Regions from separate parts of the Homo sapiens genome. Here all the other regions are linked to region 3. The links are chromatin loops, found by intact Hi-C in ENCODE. Cell type or tissue: heart left ventricle. All regions are shown on one strand.

Region 1 (8,000 bases), 330 kb after region 3:
GATGCTATTAGTCATGGTGGGGAATGACTGAAGTATCACTGAGGCAGCTTCTATTTACCAAGTCCCCCTTTCCACACACCAGGCTCCCCACACACCACATATCTCATTTAAATTTTTTTTTTTTTTTTTAGATGGAGTCTCTCTCTGTCACCCAGGCTGGAGTGCAGTGGCGCGATCTTGGCTCACTGCAACCTCCACCTCCCAGGTTCAAGTGATTCTCCTGCCTCAGCCTCCCATGTAGCTGGGACTACAGGCGTGTGCCACCATGCCCGGCTAATTTTTGTATTTTCTAGTAGAGACAGGGTTTCACCATATTGGACAGGCTGGTCTCGAACTCCTGACCTTGTGATCCACCCACCTCGGCCTCCCAAAGTGCTGAAATTACAGGTGTGAGCCACCGCGCCCAGCCTCATTTCACTTTCAATGCTGCCCTGAGAGGGAAGGCTGTTGTCCAATTTCAGGGTGAAGAATGGGGCTCCGAGAGGTGAAGTGGCCCATCTGAACTTTCTCAGGCAGTAGGCAGCAGAGCACCCGAGTGGAGTGGGAGTGACCCGGCTAGCATGGGTGGAGGGGTGGGGGAGGCACCAGTACTCACACTGAAGATGAAGAAGAGCTCGATGAACATGGCGCCGAAGGGCAAGATCCCAGCCATGAGGATGCTGCCACAGAACGAGAGGTTGACATTGTTAGAGACCAGGCCACCAGGAAGCCCCAAGCTCCTTCCCAAGCTGGCATGAAGAGAGAGCACCTACACGAGTGTGGTGGTGCTAATTCTTCTGGCATATTTCTGTACTATTATAATCTCTTGAGAGGTAGGCAGGGTGGGCATTATTCTCCTCATTTTATAGATGGGCAACTGGGGTGCAGAGAGGTGGGGTGACTTGCCCAAGGTCCAAGTGATGGTCTTAACCTGTCTCACTATACCCTTCCATCCTTCCCCTTCCTTGTCCTGGTTCCTAGGATGACACCAAGTCTGCCTACAACCTGGTCACCTTGATCTTGGAGTGAAGTTAAGCTTTCATAAACTCTATTAGAGCCGGCTGAAGCGGCAGGAACTCTGGTTGCCGCACCCTTCTGGTGGCGGAGGGGGGCGTACCCTCTTCCACGTTCCCCTGCTCTTGCCTCTGCTGGAGGACTCACCCCACAAATCGGTTCATGTACCACCGCTGCTCGGGGATCTGCCGGGGAATCTGGTTGGTGCGCACAGGGTTGTCATATGGCTGCTTTCGGAAGCCGAAGTAGTAGCCCAAGTAGACGAGGGGCAGGGAGATCCCGAACCACATGCACAGCAGAGCCACCATGGTGGGAAAGGGCACCTGTAGACATGGCACCATGAGGCCCCCACGAGGCCCTGATGCCCGGGATGGGGGCTGCGCAAGGGGGAGGGGACCTTCTGGGCTCCACAGAAGGAGAGGCGACTTGTGCAGCAGAAGCACACTCCCTGCCCCCACCACAGGGCTCCTGGCCAGAATCTCTTGAGGCTGACCCCAGCCCTGATCTGGACTCCCAGTGAAGAAGGCACCTCAGCATCCCAGAGGAGCTCACCATCCAGGGAGGAAGTAGGGGAGGAACAGGAAGGAGTGGACTGAGAACGTGAAGAGATGAAGAGGTCAAAATGAAGAGATTACATGTGGCACATTATGTGAAGAAAAGAAGGGAAAAAACAACACTGTACAAAGTGCTCCCAATCTTGTCAGAATAAAACTACATGATATACTATTAAGTGTAAAAAGGAGGCTATAAACTATGTGTATAGAAGGATTCCATTTTAATAAAAACACAACATAGTCGGTCCTCTGTATCCATGGGTTCTGCATCTGTGGATTTAATCAACTGCAAACAGAAAATGTTCAGGAAGGCCGGGAGCAGTGGCTCATGCCTGTAATACCAGCAGTTTGGGAGGCTGAGGTGGGCAGATCACTTGAGGTCAGGAGTTCAAGATCAGCCTGGCCAACATGGTAAAACCCAGTCTCTACTAAAATTACAAAAAAAAAATTAGCCGGGCACTGTGGGGGGCACCTGTAATCCCAGTTACTTGGGAGGCTGAGGCAGGAGAATCATTTGAACCTGGGAGGTGGAGGTTGCAGTGAACTGAGACCTTGCCACTCCACTCCAGCCTGGGTGACAGAGTGAGAGAGTGAGACTTCGTCTCAAAAAAAAAAAAAAAGAAAATGTCCAGGAAAAAAAAAAATACAATAAAATAAGCTGGGTACAGTGGCTCACGCCTGTAATCCCAGCACTTTGGGAGGCCTAGGTGGGCAGATCACTTGAGCCCAGGAGTTTGAGACCAGCCTAGGCAACACAGTGAGACTGTATCTCTACAATTTTTTTTTTTAATTGCCGAGTGTGGTGGTGACACCTGTAGTCCCAGCTACTCAGTGGGGCTGAGGTGGGAGGACCACTTGAGCCCGGGAGGCAGAGGTTGCAGTGAGCTGAGACCACAGCACTGCACTCCAGCCTGAGCAACAGAGTGAGACCCTGTCTCAAAACAAACAAACAAAAAATACAACAATACAAATTAAAAAACAATATAGTATAACAACTATTTACATAGCATTTACATTGTATTAGGTATTTTAAGTAATCTAGAGAAGAGTCAGAATATACAGGATGTGTGTACGTAAACACTATGCCACTTTATATATGGGACTCGAGCATCCTTGAATTTTGGTATCTTCAGGGGTCCTGGAACCAATCCCCTATGAATACCAAGGGACAACTGTATCTATTTATATTTGTGCCTGGAAAGGCCTATACCAAAGAGCTAACAATACTTCCTTAGATGGGATATGGGGGATTAGAACTGATTTTTCATTTTCTTCTTTATCCTCTTCTCTACACTTACTTTTTACAAGAATCACATAAAAAGAAATATATATATAAAGTGTTTAGAACAGTATTACTACAAAGCAAGCATCATATAAATGTTTGCTGTTATTTTATAAATTTTAAATTATGTAATTCTTTTGTAAGTATATCTATAAAAAGGAAAAAAGACAACATATATTAAAGACCTACATTGTATTTATCTCTGGGTGAGCAGATTTGGGGTTATTTTAAATTTCTTCTTTAACTTCTCTGCACTTTCCAAAATTTCTACAGTGAATGTTTATAATGAGCAGCTGGTAACTGGGAGGAAAATGCTCAAAGGGAGAAGGAACACAGGGATAAAAAAGGTGAAGTGAGAGGAAGGGCATGACTGTGTCTTGAGGGTGGCTTCCTAAGTTGCTGGGAAAGAAACCCCTCCTCTGTAAGCCTGGACGTGAAGCCTCATGCAAGGACCTTTACCGCCACCCCCAGGTGGAGGGCAGAGGGCTCTACGTGCTAAGGCTAGGATAGCAAAATGCCTGCCACATCTCAACTGCAGTCCTGCTAATTGACCAAGACCCCACTCCCCCTCCCCACAACTGAGTTCAAAATCCTCCTCAGTGAGTCTTGGACAGCTGCTAGTAACACACTGGACTGGGGCTGGCAGGATTCCCAGCTCTAAGGGTAATACAACCTGATCCTTCCTTTCCTCTCTCCTCCACCTGCAGGGGCTGGTGCTGAGGGGCAGGGACACTGAGGAGGACAGGCTTGCTTTGGGATAATGACCTAATAAACTCACACTGGGCAGCTCACTCTTGGTTAAGACAAAGGGAAATTCCCCAGTTGGCCGCTGGACTGTGGAAACCTCCCTTTAGAGAAGTGGGCTTGGGTCAGTTGACTGAAAGATCTCACAGGAAGGCCAGGGCCAGGGCATGACACACCAAGGGCAGGGCTGGGGAAACCCCAGCTGGCCCTCTGCCCTCATGGCTGGGAACGTAACTCTGGGGACTCAGAAAAGGGAAGGGAATGGCAGGAAGTGGCTTTTGGGAGTAGGGCTGAGTGCAACTGGTCCTCGCTTGCTGGGGAGGGGCTGGAAGGGTAGGGGAGGCACTTACCGCTCCTGATGAGTGCTTTCCCCAAATGAAGCAATTCAATACGAAGCAGATGCCAAAAACCACACCAGGGTACAGAGTTGCCGTCTGGAGCAAGAGGGGCCGGGTTGAGGAGCAGCATCCAGGGACCTCCCCTACCTGTCCCGGTGGGGCCCCCAGACCAGAAGCTCTTAAGCCCTCCTTGTCTTTCAGACTCTGCTCAAGCATCATTCCTTCCAGAAAGTATTCCCTGACCCTCAGACTGAGCAGGACTCTGTTCTATGCCCTCTCAGGTCCCTAATACTGCCCCTTCTTGCTCTCATCCCAGTTCGTAATTACATATTTTGGCTACCTGATCAATATCCGCCTATCCCCAAAAGACTGTGAGCTCCTTGGGAGGAGTGTGTCTACCTTGTTCTCTGATGTACTCTCATCACTGAGAACACGGTAACTACTCTGGCCAGGCGTGGTGGCTCATGCCTGCAATCCCAGCACTTTGGGAGGCCGAGGTAGGTGGATCACCTGAGGTCAGGAGTTTGAGACCAGCCTGGCCCACATGGCGAAACTCCGTCTCTACTAAAAATACAAAAAATAGCCGGTGTGGTGGCTCATGCCTGTAGTCTCAGCTACTCGGGAGGCTGAGGCTGGAGAATTGCTTGAACCCGGGAGGCAAAGGTTGCAGTGAGCAGAGATCGTGCCACTGCACTCCAGCCTGCGCGACAGAGCGAGATTCCGTCTCAAAAAAAAGAAAAAAAGAACACGTTAACTACCCAATATATACATATGTAAAAAAATTTTTTTTTTGAGGGGGAGAAAAATTACCTCCAGAATCGCTTGAGCTCAGGTGTTTGAGACCAGCCTGGGCAACATGGTGAAACCCTGTCTTTACAAAAAATTAGCCAGGCGTGGTAGTACGCACCTGTGGTCCCAGCTACTTGGGAGGCTGAAACAGATGGATTGCTTGAGCCCGGGAGGCAGAGGTTGCAGTGAGCCGAGTCATGCCACTGCACTCCAGCCTGGGTAATAGAGCAAGACTCTGTCTCACACACACACAAAAACCCTAAAAAACAACTTTAACAAAACACGTATGTCTGGGCCCCAACCCAAACTGCCTAGAAGGATGGTGAAGCTCTGAGTCTTGGGGTGGCAGATGCTGGGTTCCTATGTACCTTGTCTCACCTAATCCTCACGCAAGTCTGGAAGGAAAGTCTACCATTATTCCTTTTAATGAGGACACTGAGGCCTGGCGATGTTAAAGACAACCCCTCACCACCTCCACGTCACCCAGCCTCCTGAAGGTACAGCAGAGGTATAAACGCAGGCAGTCTGACCCCAGAGCCCATGCTCCTGACCTACTGCAGTGTATTCTTGCCAGTCAGAATCTCTTGGGTGGGGTATAGGCACAGGGATTCTAGTCTAGTCAATGCACCAGAGTTACAGTTGAGACTTTTTCTTCTATTTTCTTCAGAGACAGGGTCTCACTCTGTCACTCAGGCTGGAGTGCAGTGGTGCAATCATAGCTCACCGCAGCCTCAAACTCCTGGGCTCAAGTGATCCTCCCACCTCACCTGCCTGATTAGGAGGACTACAGGCACATGCCACCACATCCAAGTAATTTATTTTTTGTAGAGACAGGGTCTCACTGTGTTGCCCAGGCTGATCTCAAACTCCTGGGCTCAAGTGATCCTCCTGCCTCGGCCTCCCAAAGGACTGGGATTAGAGGCACAAGCCACCACAACCGGCATGAACCTTCTTGCCACACTGATCACCAGGCCAGGGACTGCTGTGGCAGCCTGAGCATCCAGGTGGGTCACTAACCACAATGACGAAGGCCCTCCGGAACCTGATGCTCAAACCTCCATTGCCAGTTTCATCTTTGGCTCACAGCCCTGCACCCAACAACTGGTCACTGTTCCTGCACATTCCTGTCTCTGGGCCTTTTTGCATAGGTCATCAACACCTCAGAGGATCCATTTCCTGAGGGCTAATGCTATACCAAGGTCCTTATGTGCAGTTAACCCTAGCTATCTTCATTGGAGAGATGGGGAAACTGAAGCTCAGAGGGCTGTTGAAAGTTATCAACCAATGCAGAGCCAGACTGGGATCTAGGCCATTCCAGAACCTTAGGCCCCACTGCTGGCTGCGTCCCTTCATCTGAAATCCTCCTCAAGGCCCGGCTCAAAGGTCACTTCCTCCCTTCCTTTGTGTTCCTGCATGACTCTGTTGTGTAGCACAGAATTCCTCATCTGCCTTCCTGGCTGAAATTTACTAACTGGGCACTGTGCTAGGTAGGAAAAAAAGCTCCAGGGAGAAAGGCAGACCCCTATGTAGAGAACAACACACCTGCCCCTACTTAGCTCTGCCAAGTGCTACTTAGGTCTCATGAGGGCTCTGCCAGGCTCGGGGTAGGAGGTGGGGGAGGCGGCAGCCTCTGGAGGACTGATGCAGGAGCTAAGACTTAAAGGATGAGGTGACACCAGCCAGGTGAGAAGAAAGGGTGGTGTGGCCCAGGCAGAGGGGATGGCACAGGCAAGGCCGTAGGAGAGTACACCCACACTGCTGCAGGCTGTTGGAGATGACCCCCTGTGGAAAGGCACCAGGGAAGGGTCAGAATCTTGTAGGGAGACCACAGAGGGCCAAGTGAGAGGCAAAGATGTCTGAATCCTTGAAGATGCAGAGATGGGGGTGGGAGGGGGTGGAATTCACGGAACATTCACAGAACATTTGGTAGGAAGATCCTTAGCACTTGATGTCTGAGAAGGAATGAGGCATGAGGAAGGAGGAGGATAGGCAGCTTCAGGTTTCTGGCTTGGGGGGCCTGGATCAATGATGGGCTCACTAGATGCAAGGGGTGGTTTGGGGGAAAAAGACTGGGTTTGATGTAGGATCCATCGAGGGAAATCCTGGAGGGTATCTGGTGACCTCTCCAGGGAAGAATCTTGCCAGGAGGGAGTGGTGAGTTTTACTCCTCTCTAGATCCCTGGCTCTTGGCATATGGTGGCCAGAGAAAAATGCTCAAATCATCAAGAATTCAGGAAGTTGGCTGGGCGTGGTGGCTCACGCCTATAATCCCAGCACTTTGGGAGGCCGAGGCGGGCGGATCATGAGGTCAGGAGATCGAGACCATCCTGGCTAACATGGTGAAACCCCATCTCTACTAAAAATACAAAAAAAAAAAAAAATTAGCCAGGTGTGGTGGTGGGCACCTGTAGTCCCAGCTACTCGGGAGGTGGAGGCAGGAGAATAGTGTGAACCCAGGAGGCAGAGCTTGCAGTGAGCCAAGATCACACCACTGCACTCCAGCCTGGGCAACAGAGCGAGACTCCGTCTAAAAAAAAAAACAAAAAAACAAAAAAACAAAATTAGCCAGGCATGGTGGCACATGCCTGTAATCCCAGCTACTCGGGAGGCTGAGGCAGGAGAATAACTTGAACCCAGGAGGTGGAGGTTGCAGTGATCCGAGATCGCGCCATTGTACTCCAGCCTGGGCAACAAGAGCAAAACTCCATCTCAAAAACAAACAACAACAATAAAAAAACAAAAAACAATTCAGGAACCTTTCTTTGATCCTCCCAAAATAGTCACGGTCACAACTTTTCTTTACCGAGGGCTTACTTTGTGCCAGAAGCGTCGCAGCCAGAACTGATACAGCCTGAGCTCTCCTTGAGCTTTTGACAGCGGTGAGAATGGCTTCAGAATCCTGGGCCCAGAGACTTCTCTGAGTGTGGGCACCCAAGAGTCTTCCTAGTCCTCTAAGAGACTCACTCGCTCTAGGAGAAGGGGCTCGGGGATCCCTGGGAGGTGAGGTCAATCTCGAGACCCCCTCTGGTTGCTACGCGCTTTTCTGCTGCCAAGAACTCTCCTTACCTCCAGGAGGCCAGAGAAGGGCAGCAATCCTCACCAAAGAGAAATGCAGGCACCAGCCTGGAAAATGGGCTGACAGGAACTTGGGTCTGGCCTCTTCAGGCTTAGGCAGGCAATTCCCTCTTTACTCAGGGTGTTCTCTCAGCTGCCCTGCTATTCTAAATCTTGTTATTCTGAATCCCCTATTTCTTCTCTTGCTTGAGCCATCAGACAATGTCAGCTAAAAATGACCTAAGT
Region 2 (8,000 bases), 150 kb after region 3:
ATTGCCTACAGTATTCAGTGCAGTAACATGCTTTACAGCTTTGTAGCCTAGGAGCAATAGGCTATACTATATAGCCTAATTGTGTGGTAGGCTATACCAGTAAGCTTGTGCACATACACTTCATAGTGATCACACAGTGATGAAATCACCTAATGATGCATTTCTCAGATGGTCTCCCCATTGTTAAGCAATGCATGACTGTAAATCTCAATAAAGTTGTGTGGGTTTTGTTGTATTTTTGTTTTTTAAAAAGGGAAAAAACAGGCTGGGCGTGGTGGCTCATGCCTGTAATCCTAGCACTTTGGGAGGCTGAGGTGGGTGGATCACAAGGTCAGGAGTTCAAGACCAGCTTGACCAACATGGTGAAACCCCGTCTCTACTAAAAATACAAAAATTAGCCGGGCGTGGTGGCGCATGCCTGTAATTCTAGCTACTCAGGAGGTTGAGGCAGGAGAATCGCTTGAACTCAGGAGGCAGAGGTTGCAGTGAGCCAAGATTATGCCACTGCACTCCAGCCTGGGCGACAAGTGGCATAGGTTGAATTTCAATAAGTTTCAGATCAAAAACCTTGGAACTATTGTTGCTTCTTTTTATCTCCCCTCTCATCTCTGATTATCAGCAGACAAAATAAATCTAAGGCACGTTCCTACTTCTCTGTCCCCACTGCCTGGTCCAAGCTGCCCTCTCTCATCTGCATTACCTTTGCCGGCCCACTGCACCTTCCTCACCCCATCCCCGTGTCCCCAAACCCCCTGCCACTCCAAGCAGTCTCCTCACTTCCCCTTCTGCTACCTACAGTTTGTCTCCACCAAGCAGCCAGAGGGATCCTTTGAGAGCATTCCTGTCAGATCATTTCCCTCTTTTGCTCAGAAGTGTCCAATGGCTCAAAAATAAAATTCACTTACGACTTGCCTCTGCCCACCTTCCTAACCTACTGCCCACTAAGCACACTTGTCCCCTTCCTGTCTCTAAATGCACTCCCACCTCCTTTGCACTCTTTTTTTTTTTTTTTTGAGACTGAGTCTTACTCTGTTGCCCAGGCTGGAGTGCAATGGCGCAATCTCAGCTCACTGCAACCTCCACCTCCTAGGTTCAAATAATTCTCCTGCCTCAGCCTCCTGAGTAGCTGCGATTACAGGCGCATGTCACCATGCCTGGCTAATTGTTGTATTTTTAGTAGAGACAGGATTTCACCATGTTGGCCAGGCTGGTCTCGAACTCCTGACCTCAGGTGATCTGCCTGCCTCAGCCTCTCAAAGTGCTGGGATTTCAGGTGTGAACCACCATGCCCAGCCACACTCTGACTCTTATTTCCTAGAATATTCTGCCTCCAGGTACCAGACACACAGCTTGCTCCCTAATTTCACTCAGGGCTCTGCTCAAATGTACATCTCATCACTCCAGAGATGCTTTCCCTGCCCTCCCAATCCAGCTCAGCCACACCCCAGCTCTTTACTTTCTGACCTGCCTGGTTTTACTTCAGAGCACTCTGACCACCATTAGACACAGCCTGTTTGTCCTTTGACAACCATCTGCCTCCACTATTAGGATGTGACATTCCCTAGGACAGGAGCTGCCTTCTGTATCCCTAGGATCTAGAAGAATGCCCAGTACTTAGTAGATGCTCAAAGAATGAATAAATGAATCTGATGCCAAAGTCCTGGCTCCTCACTGTCCCTGGAATAATCTAGCAGAGGGTGATCACTGCATTAACAAAGCCCCTTATGGAAATCTGTGACGCCTCCTTTGTGCTGTATCTGTGCCACTGCTCACCTTAAATTTACTTATTTGTGAATGGCCAGAATTTCCTCCAGACTGAGAGTTCTGGAAGGGCAGGGTTCATGGCTGCTGTAGCCCATGACATAGAGTCTTGAACAGCATAGGTTATTTAATCTTTTGTTGACTGAACAGAAAAACAAATCCCCAAACCAATGGCAGAAGTTTAATTTCTCTGCTGCCAAATGCAGAATAGGGGCCACCTTCCAGCCCACTGCCCTGAAAAAAGACTAGGCCCCATTCCTAGGGAACTAAGACCTTGGAGTCAAGCTCAAGTGCTCCTTAGAATTCCTTGGGTAGTGAGCTGTGCCAGGGAAAGCTCCTGGCAGAATGCAATTTGCCAACTAAGCCCAGAAAGCTGTGTGAACAGCAGGCAAACTTAAAGCAGGCACTTAGTGAAATTGCTTTCTGTTATCTCAAAAAGAAATAATAGCATGCCAGGCTGGCTTAAGGGGAAAATACTCGAGTGTAAATAGGCTGCGCTTCACTCCCCTGGTCTCCAAAACACACAAAAGCCTCCAAGGGCTCTCCCTCTAACTTGAGCCATGGAGTCGAGACCCTCCCAGCCCCGTTCTCCATCCCCATTCCATCACTCCAGGCCCATCAGATTCCGCAGTCACCAGGAACTCTCCTTGCATTTATTCATGTTGTCCCCTTTGTCTGGCATGCTTGTCCTTCCTTCCTCTGTCACCCAGGCTGGAGTGCAGTGATGCAATCGTAACTCACTGCACCCTTGACCTCCTAGGCTCAAGTGAGCCTCCAACCTCAACCTTCTGAGTAGCTGGGACTACAGGTTCATGTCACTATGCCTGACGAATTAAAGAATTTTTTTTGTGGCTGGACGCGGTGGCTCACACCTGTAATTTGGGAGGCTGAGGCAGGCAGATCATGAGGTCAGGAGATCGAGACCATCCTGGTTAACACGGGTGAAACCCCATCTCTACTAAAAATATAAAAAATTAGCTGGGCATGGTGGCACCAGCCTATAGTCCCAGCTACTCGGGAGGCTGAGGCAGGACAATTGCTTGAACCTGGGAGGCGGAGATGGGGAAAACCACAACGAAGGGCTGGGGAAGGCTTCTCTGAGGAGGTGACATTCAACTGGTTCCTGATGGATGAGAAGGAGTTAGCCGAGCAAAGAATGAGGAGAAAATGTTTCAGGCAGAAGGCATATGGCATGTGTGAAGGTGTGAAGGTGCCAGGCAGGAAAGCACATGGCATAACCCAGGAACCAAATGGAGGCCTGTGTAGCTCCGGCCTCAGAGGACTAGGAGGGCTGTGTGAGGAGAGGAGCCAGGCCTCCTATGCAGCAAGTGCTCTGAATTGCCATCCTTGTGTTTCTGTCTCCCCTCTCCTCAGAAGGGCCATGGTACATCTACTCCCCTCCCTATCTCCAGTGCAGGGCAAGGCCTGGTGCATAGAGGGCACTCAACAAGTGCCTGTGGGCTACACCGTCCCCAGAGATGCGGTGAGCCATCGCTCCCTCTGCCCATTCCTCCAGCCCAACAGCAAGTCCCCAGTTGGCACGCCTAACTGAAGCACCCAGGGACCGGTTAACCACAAGACTAGTGAAAGAAATGGAGGTTGAAACAGGAGCAGCTGCAAGAGCTAGTTACGTCCTTGACAAATGCCACCAACGACCCAGTTGGCAGATGTGACCACCACATGGTCCTTGGAGACCAGAATCTCAGGGTAAGCTTCAATCAGATGGTAACTCTAATATAAGAGGGCCTGCCAAAATCACAGCCCCCAAGACTTAAATTATCAGTCTGAAGTTCAAAATACAGTTTCCAAAATTCAGTAGTTTGTTGATTAAAATTTTAAAAATCCAAAAGATAAAAACAAAGCTGAGTTGGTAGGAATTTCCAAGTTGCCAGGTGCCCCGTCTGTCCTGTATTTCCCCTGATGAATTAGCCTCTGGCCCAACCAAGAATTCTGTCATTTTCTTTTCTTTTTTTTTTTTTAAGATGGATGGATGGAGTTTCACTCTTGTTGCCCAGGCTGGAGTGCAATGGAGCGATCTCGGCTCACCACAACCTCTGCCTCCTGAGTTCAAGCGATTCTCCTCCCTCAGCCTCCTGAGTAGCTGGGATTACAGGGATGTTCCACCACGCCTGGCTAATTTTGTATTTTCAGTAGAGACGGGGATTCTCCATGTTGGTCAGGCTGGTCTCAAACTCCTGACCTCAGGTGATCTGCCCACCTCAGCCTCCCAAAGTGCTGGGATTACAGGCGTGAGCCACCGTGCCCAGCAAATTCTGTCATTTTCAAGAACACACTCACAGTTCTTCAAATCCTACTTTGAATTCTTGCTTTCTGGGTAATGGATTCTGAACTATTCTAAACTAGTAATTACTGAGGCTAAGCCAAGCTGTTTCTTAACTCTTTTTGGAAGGGTGGGGAGTAAACAGACATTACACATAGTTTGAAAGCGTCTTATGAAGAAACACAATTATGAAACGTTTGCCCGAGTCGCACAGGCCACTGTCCCCTTTGTGCTCTTTACATTTTTTGTTGCTATCTTTAAAGTCCTAGACTGTAATCTTTTCTACAGTTCTCCATGCTACCCTCTAGTGAGGGTAAAAAGGGACTGCAGATACCTTCTTGTGAAATTTGAGTTTGTTCTGCAAAACCCTCGCAAACACTGTTCCCCCATCCCTTCACAAATGCCCTTCCCTCCTCCTTGCCCAGCTAACTCCTGTCCTCTAGATCTCACTGTAACTGTCATTTCTTCAAAGAGCCCTTTCCTACTTTACCCACCCCATCTAAATTAGGTCTCCACTCTCCTTTTATAATATTCTATTATATTGGCCACACAGGGTGGCTCACACATATAATTCCAGCACTTTGGGAAGCTGAGGCAGGAGCATCACTTGAGCCCATAAGTTCAAGACCATCCTGGGCAAAATGACAAAATCCTATCTCTATAAAAAATTTTAAAAAATTAGTCAGCCATGGTGGTTCGCACCTTGGTCCGTTACTTGGGGGACTGAGGCAGGAGGATCGTTTGAGCCCAGGAGGTCGAGGCTACAGTGAGCTATGATCACGCCACTCACTGTACTTCAGCCTGGGTGACAGAGCGAGAGCTCGTCTCAAAACAAAAATAAAAACAAAAACCTATTATAACTTCATGACATTTGACACAATTCATAATCATATATTTGTGTGCATTTGGTTAATTTAACATTTACCCATCCTCCATCCCCATTAAAGTGCAAGTTCCATGTAGGCAGGTTCCTGGTGTTACGTCTATATATCTAGTGCCTAGAACAGCTTGACACATAGTAGGTACTCAATACACATTACTAAACAGTTAACAGCTTTTCTTTAGGATTTTCTAAAGATGGTATGTCCAATACTGACTTCTAGTTTCTCGGGACACAAAGTGTTCATGGTGTCTTCTAAACACAGTGCCTTATCACAGCAATAACCACATTTTTTTCACGTTTGCTCTATCCCATACTGTACTTGCTGCTTTAAATGTATCGCTGATCCTCAAAATGGCCCTTCAAAGTGGGGATAATCACTCCACTTTACAGACAAAGGCCCCAAAGTTCAGAGAGGTCAATTAAATTCCTCCTAGTCATATGGCTAGTAAGTGGTGGCAATACTAGAATTCAAACCCAGCTTGGAATCCAGGGTCTGTGCTCCTTCCACCCAGTCCCACTTCTCAACTAAGGGGCACAACCCCCCAGGGTCACTCCAGCAGGCCTACGAGCATGGAAATCCAAAAGACAATGTGTGGCCCATTTTTTGTATCTTCTTTTCCTGATGGTAAACAACATAAAATACTTTAGTGTTAAAAAAGGCACAGATCAGCCTGGGCAACATAGAGAGACCCCATTTCTACAAAAAATAAAAAATTAGCCAGGTATAGTGGTGCACACCTGTAGTCTTGGCTGAGGTGGGAAGATCACTAGCCTGTGAGGCTGAGGCTGCAGAGAACCGTGATCACGCCACTGCATTCCAGCCTGGGCAACAGAATGATGCCCTGTCTCAAAAAAAAAAAAAGGCACATATATTTTAAAGTATGATGTATAATAGTAAATTTAAAAGAATTTTTAAAACAAAACACAAAAGTTAAAAGAAATTTCATGCCGTTGCCCAGGCCAGTCTCAGGAACCTCCACGGAAAAACATGAAAAACACTTATTTGTCACTCTATCATTCTTCATTTTGTGTCCTTTTCCTTGTTGCTACATTATTTATTTATTTTTATTTACTTATTTATTTTTGAGGCGGAGTCTCGCTCCGTTGCCCAGGCTGAAGTGCAGTTGTGCAATCTTGGCCTACTGCAATCTCGGCCTCAAGCGATTCTCCTGCCTCAGTCTCCCGAGTAGCTGGGATGACAGGTGCGCACCACCACGCCCGACTCAATTTTGTATTTTTAGTACAGACAGGGTTTCACCATGTTGGCCAGGCTCGTCTCCAACTCCTGACCTGAAGTGATCCACCCGGCTCAGCCTCCCAAAGTGCTGGGATTACAGGCATGAGCCACTGCACCCTGCCCCTTGTTGCTATATTAAATAATGCCAGCATCCCAACTCAATCTTCATTTTCCCACTCCCACCCAGTTAAAATGTTTATTGAAAATGGCAGTGTGTCAGCCACAGGCATGTCATTTTCAAAAGCCTTAGTCATTTATGAGGACACCTTTTTGTAGGTACAATAAATCTGATTGATTTTTATTACACATCTTAGTTTAGAATCACTTTTACATTCCTAGACAAAGAGATGATACAAATAAATATCAATTGTAAAACTTAGAGCCCCAAGTATTGATTGGCGTATTCTTTGTCTAAAGGTAGCCAAAGAGAAGGTCAAGATCAGTAATAACTTCAAGGAGCCATGAAGCCCACTGCCTCCTGCCTGCCCCAGGATCACTCCTTTCATAAATAACCCCAGAAGCATTTCATTCAGGAAACAAGGGCAGGCAGAAAGGTGACAGATTTCTGAACAGTACAAAACAAAGCCTTGCGTGATAGACAATCACCAGGCCCACTATTCTTAGCCAGTTCCCTCAGAGCATTTTTAGTATGGCTTTTAGAGTATATTAACAGCCCCATTTTCGTCCACTGATGGGGTTCAGATGGTCTGAGGTGTTGTCTCCAGTACGCCTCAACCTCAAGTGGGAAATGTGAGGCAGAACTGATATCCATGTTAACAGGGAATCGACACTTCTCAGAAACTTGGCAACGATTCTACATTCAGTGAGGGAGGACTTGTCAGAGTCAGACAGGAAAAGCAGAGAGCGGCCCACGCCCCAGTTGCAGCACTCTGGCGCCCTTGGTCATGGAGGTGTGGGTGGAGCAATTCAAGCAGCATGCAGGCATTGGACGGGAAATAATCCAGCGTTAGGTCAGTCTTAAGAAAGTGCTTCATGCCTATGATTTGTGGCCTTGGGTTCTGAATCCAGGGGTCTGAGAGACATGTGACTTGAAAATATGAAGCCAGATACATTCTCCAGATCAGAGTAAAAGGGGGTCTATTGGGGGTTGCATACACAGTCTCAAACTCCTTCTCCTGATGGTCATCTTAGATCCTGTTAGACTTGCTTTCTGGCTTTGCTAGCTGCTGCCGGCATGAAGGCCCTCAGACGGCTCAGAACATTCTAGGTATGACTAGAGACATGAAAACCTAGTCCCTCAGTGGGCTTGGTAGGTCCTCTACATATTTGGCTCAATGCAGAACCCAAAACAGCAGCTTTCTGGTGACAGCACGACATTCTACAATCTGCTCTATTCAAATATTTATCGGATCCATTTTGAGAGAAGAAAAGCACCAGAGACTGCTTGGAAAGGGACAGCTTCATTTCCAAATGAGTCTTCTTTTCTTTCCACAGACCACCACATGAACACAGCTGAGTACAAGGCATGCCTGTCAACTTGTCTGTCTTCTCTTAGAAAAGTTCTATGTGTCACTTAACCACCCTTGGTCAGAAGAGTCACCTCGAGATACCAGTATTAATGTATAGGGTTATCTGCAGTTTTCTTTTTCTTTCTTTCTGTTTTTTTTTTTTTTTTTTTTTTTTTTGAGGGGGAGTCTCACTCTGTCACCCAGGCTGGAATGCAGTAGTGTTATCTCGACTCACTGCAACCTCCGCCTCCCAGGTTCAAGTGATTCTCGTGCCTCAGCCTCCCGAGTAGCTAGGACTAGAGGCATGCACCACCACACCAGGCAAATTTTTGTATTTTTAGTACAGATGGGGTTTCACCATGTTGGCCA
Region 3 (8,000 bases):
TGAGAGGGAGTCTCACTCTGTCACCCAGGCTGGAGTGCAGTGGCATGATCTCGGCTAACCGCAAGCTCTGCCTCCCAGGTTCACACCATTCTCCTGCCTCGGCCTCCCAAAGTGCTGGGATTACAGGCGTGAGCCACTGCGCCCGGCCCAGAAAACATATTTTAAAGCCATAATACTGAGACAGGAATAGGTCAACAGAATATAATACAAATCCACACATAATAGAAAATTAGTATAAGATGACATTTCCAATTAGTGGATAAAGATGAGTTATTTAAAAGATGATATTTAGGCCAGGTGCAGTGGCACATGCCTGTAATTCCAGCACTTTGGGAGGCTAAGGCAGGAGGATTGCTTGAGTCCAGGGGATTGAGCCTGCAGTGAGCCAAGATCATGCCACTGCACTTCAGTCTGGGTAACAGAGTGAGACCCTGTTTCAAAAATAAAAAATAAAAGATAAAAGATGGTATTGACACCACTTAGAAAGCCATTTAGAAAAAAATAAGCCAGATCCCCACTTCATTACTTATATTGAGATAAATAAAAGATGGAATAAAGATTTAAATGTAATGAAGACATAAAGTTTCCAGAAGAAAATATAGGTGAATTACTTTTGTAATCTTAGAGTGGAAAAAAGCTTTTGTTTTAACCTGAAGCCCTAAAGCCCTAAAGGAAAAAAAAAAAATCAGATGATATAAAAATGTAAAATTTCCATATGGCTAAAAAAATCTTGTCATAAACTAAATAAAAAGACAACAAAAGGAAAACATATTTGCAAAATACATGACAAAAGATTAATTTTCCTTATTTCCAAAAAGTTCTTACCAAAAAAAAAAAAAAAAAAAGACCAACAATTCAAATAGAGAAATGGGCAAAGGATATGAACAGGTTAGTCAGAAAGAAAGAAAGAGAGAGGAAAGAAAGAAAGAAAGAAAGAAAGAAAGAAAGAAAGAAAGAAAGAAAGAAAGAAAGAAAGAAAGAAAAAGAAAGAAAGAAAGAAAGAAAAAGAAAGAAAGAAAGGAAGGAAGGAAGGAAGGAAGGAAGGAAGGAAGGAAGGAAGGAAAAGAAAGAAAGAAAAGAAAGAAAGAAAAAGAAATACAAGTGCCCCGTAAACACAGTGCACAGAAACATCTACTTACATTCCCAAGTGAAGAGGAGCAAAGGAAAATAAGAGACACTGTTCTTCCTCCCTCAGATTGACAGAGATAAAAGAGATTGCTAATAGTAAGCAGTGACAAGTGTGCAGTGAAATGAGTGCTGCTAGATATTGCTGGTGGCAGAGTAAACTAGTGTAGCATTTAGAGAGAGGGATGTGACCCCGATTGTGCAATTATGAAATGTACAATCCTGATGATAAAAGCTACCATCTACCAAGTACTCCCTCTGGGGAAAAGATCAAGATGTCTTTTAGGATCTAGCCTTGGCAGTCACACACCCTCATTTCCACAATGCACCATTGGTTCCACAGCCCTGTGCATTGCGATGGTACCAGGGTATGAAACTGGGCGGTGAGGGTCATCATGGGCCATCTTGGAGACTGTCTACCACAGTTTGTAATCTCAAAGAGGAAAATTTGGTGCCAAATGCTACGTTAAACACACGTTAAACATAGTGGGTCTTTGGAAGGCCAAGGCGGGTGGATCACTTGAGTCCAGGAGCTTGAGACCAGCCTGGACAACATGGTAAAACTCCATCTCTACTAAAAATACAAAAATTAGCCAGGCATGGTGGCACACACCTGTAATCCCAGCTACTTGGGAGGCTGAGACACAAGAATGGCTTGAGTCAGGGAGGTGGAGGATGCAGTGAGCCCAGATCGTGCCACTGCACTCCAGCCTAGGTGACACAGCAAGATTTGGTCAAAAAAAAAAAAAAATAAAACCAACAAACAAAAACTGTGGATCACATGTAGATGAATAAACTGTTGCTTAGAGAGGTTTAGGTATGGTGCCCAAAGTCATCCATCTAGTGTCAGAGCCAGAATTTGAACTAGTTCCATCTGATGATACTCTTTCCATTAGACCTCCTCACTGGCCTCCCTGTCATCACTTCTGCTCCTTTATAATCTCATCTCCCCTGATCTAAAAACGTAACTCAGATTGCATCCTCTCCTCACTCCCAGTGTAAAGCCCACACACCTCACGGGGGATGTTCAGGATGTTGCATGCTTGGCCCTGTTTGCCCCCCCGATGCTCATCCCTCCTGCCCTCCCCCTGGCCCACATTGCTCTAGCACTCTGGTCACCTTTCCTTTCATCAGCAGTTTTGCACCAACTATTCCCTCTGCCTGGAAGACAGTGCCCCCAGGTCTTCACCCAGCTGTCAACTTCTGCCCTCTGGGGATTAGGACACCCAGTGGCTTCCTCCTGGGAGAGCTCTTCCCTGACCACTCAGCCCAGAGCCCACCCTGGCCCCCACCCTCATTCCACCCCCATCCTCTGCCTCTCCCCCACCCCTTGTCCACACCTCATTCCATCTCTACAGGATCTAAGAAGAGTCACACATTAAGTTTAGTTGTTATTTCTCTCTCTTTAATTTTTTTTGAGATGGAGTTTCGCTCCTGTCGCCCAGGCTGGAGTGCAACGGTATGATCTCGGCTCACTGCAACCTCTGCTTCCTGGGTTCAAGCAATTCTCCTACCCCAGCCTCCCGAGTAGCTGGGATTACAGGTGTGTGCCACCACGCCCGTCCAATTTTGTGTTTTTAGTAGAGACTGGGTTTCACCATGTTGGCCAGGCTGGTCTCGAACCCCTGACCTCAGGTGATCCACCCGCCTCGGCCTCCCAAAGTGCTGGGATTACAGGTGTGAGCCACTGCACCCGGCTGTTATTTCTCTTTCATCTTATCGTTTAGAAAGTCAATTAGTGACAATGAATGTTTTGTAGAGTCCAAGACTGTTGTGTTGTGGAGTTTCTCTTTCTGGATTTCTTGTCTGGTTGTCTCTTGAGGAGCAGATTCAGGTGAAGCATGTTGGGGGAGCACATGGCTCAAGTGATGCTGTGTCTTCCAGTGCCTCCCTTCAGGAGCCGAGGACATCATGTCTGGTGGCCCCACTTTGGAGGCTGCTGAATTTGATGACTTGATTGGGAAGTGTCTGCCAGATCGCCCCATTGCAGGTACATTTTCTTCTCTGTCATTAATAAGTCATTTGTGGGGATAATTTTTTTTTTTAATGTTTTGACGTGCTTGAACAGTGTCTGCTCTGGTCACGCTAAGATCCTATTTGTCCTAATAATGGCAAACCAGAGTCCCATGGCCAGGTCCCCACTTGTGGGACATGCTTACTTCATATGGGAAGCTGCATGAAAGAAAGGGGTTTGCTGCTTAAAAAGCCCCATCAGAGCATACCCTAATCATCTGTTTACAAAAGCACCCAATGTCTTCAGAGGCTGGAGGGGACCTGTGGCAGCATTGTCCCCCCGAAGCAGATGGGATCAGCTTTCTCTGCCATGGTCTCCTACCAGGCTGGGGCCAGAAGAAGGGACACATCACTGGGAGAATTAGTGGTCAAGAAACTAGGTCACCCGATTCCTCATTGGGACTCATGCTGTGGCCACTTTAAGGAGTGGGGGAGTGGCACAAGGACACTGAAAACAACCTATACAAGGTTACTCCAGGAGTGGCAGCTCCTGTAGGAATAAGGATCTGGGAGATTTCTGAGGGCTTCAGCACACACACATGAAAACTCACCTCATTTGCAGTGCCGCTCAACAGCCAGGTTTCTGCAGGGCTCTCAACTGTTTTCTGTGGGTTGAGCAGGGCTGGGCTGTTTTATCTCAGGGATAGTAAATGAGTTCACGTTTCATGCCTACAGAAAATCACTGCTCTGCCCTCCTGGGCGGTACTAGCTCTCTTTTATTAGTCAGAGAAGAGGTGGGTTATCTGGGTTCAATTCCACCTTTGAACTTCAGTTGTATTTGGCTTTATATTTCAAGCTCAGATGTCCACCACTGCTGTGAAATAGTAATTCAGGCCAGGAGAAGTCAAAGGTCTCTGAAAATGTGGTGGGGAAAGGGAAATCCTGAGTCTGAATTATCTCATTTTCAGAGTGAGGATGGACAGTTCCCGCGTTTGGAAACACATTTCCTGGATGAACTTAAGAGCTGTGGCCACTAGTTCGTTCTAAAAATCATTATTGGGCACCAGCATGTGTGGATAAATAAAGCCTCCCACCTGCCCCACATCACCAAGGATGAGAAGATCCAGTAAACTGGGGAGAGTGAATTGGTTTGAAAACACATTTGATTTCAGGAATAAAAGGTGCAAATGAGTAAATGTGCCTAAACCCTCTTTTAAAAAGAAAGTGTGAGTTTTCTATTGACAGCAGAGTCTTGAGCATGTGCGGAAGGAAGCCTGCGTGGCGCTAATGTGATGTCTTGTCATCATTTTATTTTTCTGACGGGTAAACGCTGGGCTCTGAACCTGTGGGGTTGTACTTCGCACTCGCGGCTGTAGAGGGAGCCTTGTTTACCATGGATTGTTCACAATGCAAAGCTTTCAGAGGAAGAAAGAAAAAAGGCTTTTTACAGAAAAAAAGTTGGAGGGTTAAAGGCAGTCTGTTTCAAAATTGCAAACAATCGCTGTGGCTGTCTCGTTTTCTCTTCTCTGCTGGTTCCACCGTGAATGAATGGTAGCGTAAAGAGTCAGTAGAAATTGCCCTTCCTCTTCGGATGCGACCAGAGGAATCAGGAGGTGGGATCCTTATCAGGGTTTTTTTTTAGTTGTTTTTTTTTTTTTTTTTTTTTTTTTTTTTGGCAATTTCCCCACAGAATTCCACGAGGGCAGTTCCCCATCCTTGTTGAAGCACAAGCTTTTTTCGAGGCTGATCTGTGGTAGCGGAGGGTCTGGATTTGGAGGGGTGGGGTGGGAATGGATCCCCTGACCCATTTTCTCCATCGGGGTCTAATTCTGCGGTTTGGTGATGAGAGTGTTGCTTTTCGGGCCGAGTCCGAGGTTGCTCGGAGGTCCAGGGCTCCCACCCCGCGATGCCAGTCCTGCCTCCTCCTGCGCCCCGGGCAAGGGTCTGTCCGCCTGGGGGACCGCATCTGGAATCCGCGTGGCTCCCCTCCCCGGCGGTGCCGTCTCCACGGACAGTGCGTGCCCGGGTCTGGGCTGGAGCGACGTCCCCGAGATTATCCTATTACTTTACAACTGTGGCTCGCGCGCCGTCAGGACCCGGCCCGGTGTGGGCTGGCGGAGCACAATGACCGGCGGCGGGGCGGGGGCGGGCACGCGGGCGGCGGGCGCTGGGGGTCGCGTAGATGTTTGGGTCGAACAGGTGAGCGCCTCCCGGACACTCGGGTGCCCGCGGGGGGCGGGGAGGAGGGCGGAGGGGGTGTAAACTAAGTGGTGGGAAAGAGACAAAGGAAGAGTGAAGAGCGAGACGGTGCGGATGGGGAAGGGGGAGGGGCGCGGAGGGGCAGCCGGTGGGCAGCGCGCCGAGGAGCTCGAGCTTGAACTTGATCAAGCACTGGGGGCCCTGCCGTGGGGGTGGGGCGGGGGTACGGCCGAGAGCCGGCCACGTGCCTGGCTTTCCCAGCCCGGGGTCTCGCTCCGGCCGCCCGGGGGAGCCGAACCCCGAGGCCCGGCAGCCCCGCCCCACAAGTACCCGCGTCCCTGGGGACCCGAAAGACGCATGGGGGTCGAAGGCTGCCCGAAGGGGCCCCGGGCGCCGAGAGTTCCTGAGGGTGCCTGAGTCACTTTATTTGGGCCAAGTCTCCCTCTCCTGGCCTGACCGCAGACAGCCCGCCGGGTGCCCTCTCCCCCCAGCCCCCACCGGACCCAGAGACCGCAGCCTCCGGGAGCGATGGGTAGGCACAGATCCCAGCGCCTTCTTTCCGGGCTCAGCCCCGTGCAAGGATCTTCCTCGAAGCGCTTCCCCCTTAAGAGCGCGCTCCCCACCGAAGCGCACGGCGGCGCGTCCAGCGCGCCCTTATCCCCCCCTACCTGGCCCAGCTCCCCCTCCTTCCTCCTCTTCTCCCCCCGCGCCTCTCTCCCTCCTTTCTCCTCTCCCCTCTCCCTGGGTGCCTCCTTTTCCTCTCTCCCCTTCCCCCCGTGCCCACTCCTCCCTCTCACCCGCCCCTCCGCCACCTCCTCCTGCTGCTCCTCCTACTCCCCCTGCCTGCGCCCTCCCTGCGCTCCCCTCCCCCCCGCCCCCGCCCCGTGCCCGGTCCCGCCCCCTCTCCCGCCTCCCCGTGCCCGGTGCCCCCTCCCCCTTCCTCCGGGCCGCGGCGCCGCCGCCGCTGCCGCCGCTGCTCGCCTGGGCCCTCCTCCTGGCCACCCCCGCCCCCGGGCCGGGCAGTGACGCGCCGCGGTGGTGCCAGCCCCTCTCCCCGGGCAGCCGCGGCGGCAGCAGCAGCAGCAGCAGCTGGAGCTGTGGGGCTGTCACCGCCGCCCGCCCCGCTCACTCGCGGATCCCGACCGCCCATCTCCGCCTCGCTTCCAGCCCAGGTACGGAGTCCGGCCCGGATCCCGGCGATCGGGCCGTTTCCGGGGCCCGGGCCGCCGCCCCCCTTCTCCGGCTGCTGCCGCCGGCCGTTGAGCTGCGGTTAGGGGGGCGAGGGGCTGGGGGCGGTTCTGGGGAGGGGGGCGCAGGGGGAGCTTCCTTTGCCGGGGCTGAGGGAGGGGGCGCGGGGGAGCGGCTGCGCCCTGGGCCGAGTGGGCTGGGGCGGGGGGCGGGTGAGTGTGCCCGAGAGTGGAGGGGGGGCGATGAAGGCTGCACTGTGGGGGCCGCGGGGCGCCCAAGAGGTGTGTCTGGCCCTGAGCGCCCAGGGTCGCGGGGCGCACCCCACTCCCGGGGTGCGCGCCGCGGGTCCTGGGGGGCGGTGATTGTGCGCGCAGCGCCGCGGTATTGTGCCACGGCCGCTCGGTGTGCAGCGGGCTCGGCACCGCGTCCCGGCGAGGGAGGCGTTCTCTGGCGGCGGGGCGGGGGCCGGGCTCGGGTTGCCGCGGCCGCCACGAGAAGGGAAGTGGACTGTGTTTGGGGATGTGAGGACGGGAAGCGTTGAGTGTCAGGGAGGGGTTCCCCGGCGCGGCGCGGGGAGTTGAGACGCGGTTTGCAGAGTTGAGCCCACTTCAGCAGGCCCGGGTCCCTCCCGGGAGGGGACGGGGTGTCCCTCTCAGGTGCACCGTCTGACCGGAAGCCGCGGGCGTTGGCGGCCCCTGGCGAAGGGGCCTTCCTTAATGAGGGGACACGGCGGGGCGGGGGCAGCCGGCCGCCTCGAGGGCGCGCGCAGGGGTTAAGTTGGATTTACACCTCCGCCCTCTCTCTCCTCCCTCCACCTTGTCTTCAAGGCTGGACACTTTGGATAGGGAGGAGGGGGGAGTGCAATCCGCATTTTTATTCCAGCCGCTCGGGAGCAGAAGTGACCCTGCTCCCACCCGGAGCTGCGTTTGCCCGAGTCCGGCCGCCCCTACCGGGCTGCGCTTCCTGGGGGAAGTTCTCATTAAGCCTCGCTAATTAGCATTATTCCTGTAGAAAGGTTAAGGTTAGACCGTCCTTTTCCTTATGGGAGGCCCACCCCCTCCTCCCCATTCCCTACTCCCTCCCCTCTCCCCAAGAGCACAAAAGCACAAAAAGAAAGTGTGAAGAGGCTCAGATCAATGGAGAAGCCACAAACCCATTAATTCAAATGGAACCTTTTTTCCCCCTCTAAAACATTGATTTTCCTTTCTGTCTGCTCTGAGGGGAGATGAATAACCTCCTGATTTCACCTGAAATGGTGTTTGGACTCTGTGATTTCCTCCTCTTTCTGAGAAGGATTGTGGCTTGAAATAGATTCTCCCTTGAGATAAAGCCCTACTTATCCCAGAATCAGCTGGCAACCCCAGCCTGCTCCCCCCCCCCCGCCCCGCCCCACCAACTCACACACACCAAAGGGGGTGTGGGGAGAGGTGTTTGGGGGACCTCATGGCTCTTCTGGGGAGAGCCATCTGTGTGATGGGACCAGGCCCCTGTCTTGACCCCTGACACAGGCCGGATTCTGGACTGAGTTGGTCTGG

What was found. Peaks named below come from ENCODE experiments on the same cell type or tissue, not always from the same donor. Only the 100,000 strongest peaks of a DNase experiment are listed, where the experiment ranks them.
Region 1: it touches region 3 in a loop (5-fold over the local background); 4 of 110 quality-filtered maps call a loop at or near these places.
Region 2: it touches region 3 in a loop (3-fold over the local background); 28 of 110 quality-filtered maps call a loop at or near these places.

Annotation. Positions count from the first base shown.
Region 1 is chr20:32,151,110-32,159,109 of GRCh38, reverse strand. TM9SF4 (transmembrane 9 superfamily member 4) reads right to left here. Exons shown (of 18, transcript NM_014742.4): 13 at 3,924-4,007; 14 at 1,141-1,316; 15 at 596-659. Among named protein-coding and RNA genes, the nearest start is that of TM9SF4, 45 kb to the right of the region's middle. RefSeq lists an enhancer at 5,970-6,264 and a silencer at 5,970-6,264. In heart left ventricle, a CTCF peak has its summit at 3,292; a DNase peak (open chromatin) is centred at 3,779; H3K27ac peaks cover 1,023 bases.
Region 2 is chr20:32,333,441-32,341,440 of GRCh38, reverse strand. It overlaps KIF3B (kinesin family member 3B), which reads right to left. Exons shown (of 9, transcript NM_004798.4): 9 at 6,430-8,000. Among named protein-coding and RNA genes, the nearest start is that of ASXL1, 21 kb to the left of the region's middle. RefSeq lists an enhancer at 7,105-7,164. In heart left ventricle, a CTCF peak has its summit at 4,353 (motif pointing left); a DNase peak (open chromatin) is centred at 7,040; H3K27ac peaks cover 1,726 bases.
Region 3 is chr20:32,481,811-32,489,810 of GRCh38, reverse strand. All of the region lies in intron 4 of NOL4L (nucleolar protein 4 like), which reads left to right. It overlaps LOC124904886 (a long non-coding RNA gene), which reads right to left and starts at 3,781. Exons shown (of 2, transcript XR_007067564.1): 1 at 3,690-3,781; 2 at 2,509-3,297. RefSeq lists silencers at 6,287-6,446, 6,807-6,916. In heart left ventricle, a CTCF peak has its summit at 4,446; DNase peaks (open chromatin) are centred at 4,440, 5,156, 6,289, 7,060 and 2 weaker places; H3K4me3 peaks cover 3,751 bases; H3K27ac peaks cover 3,419 bases.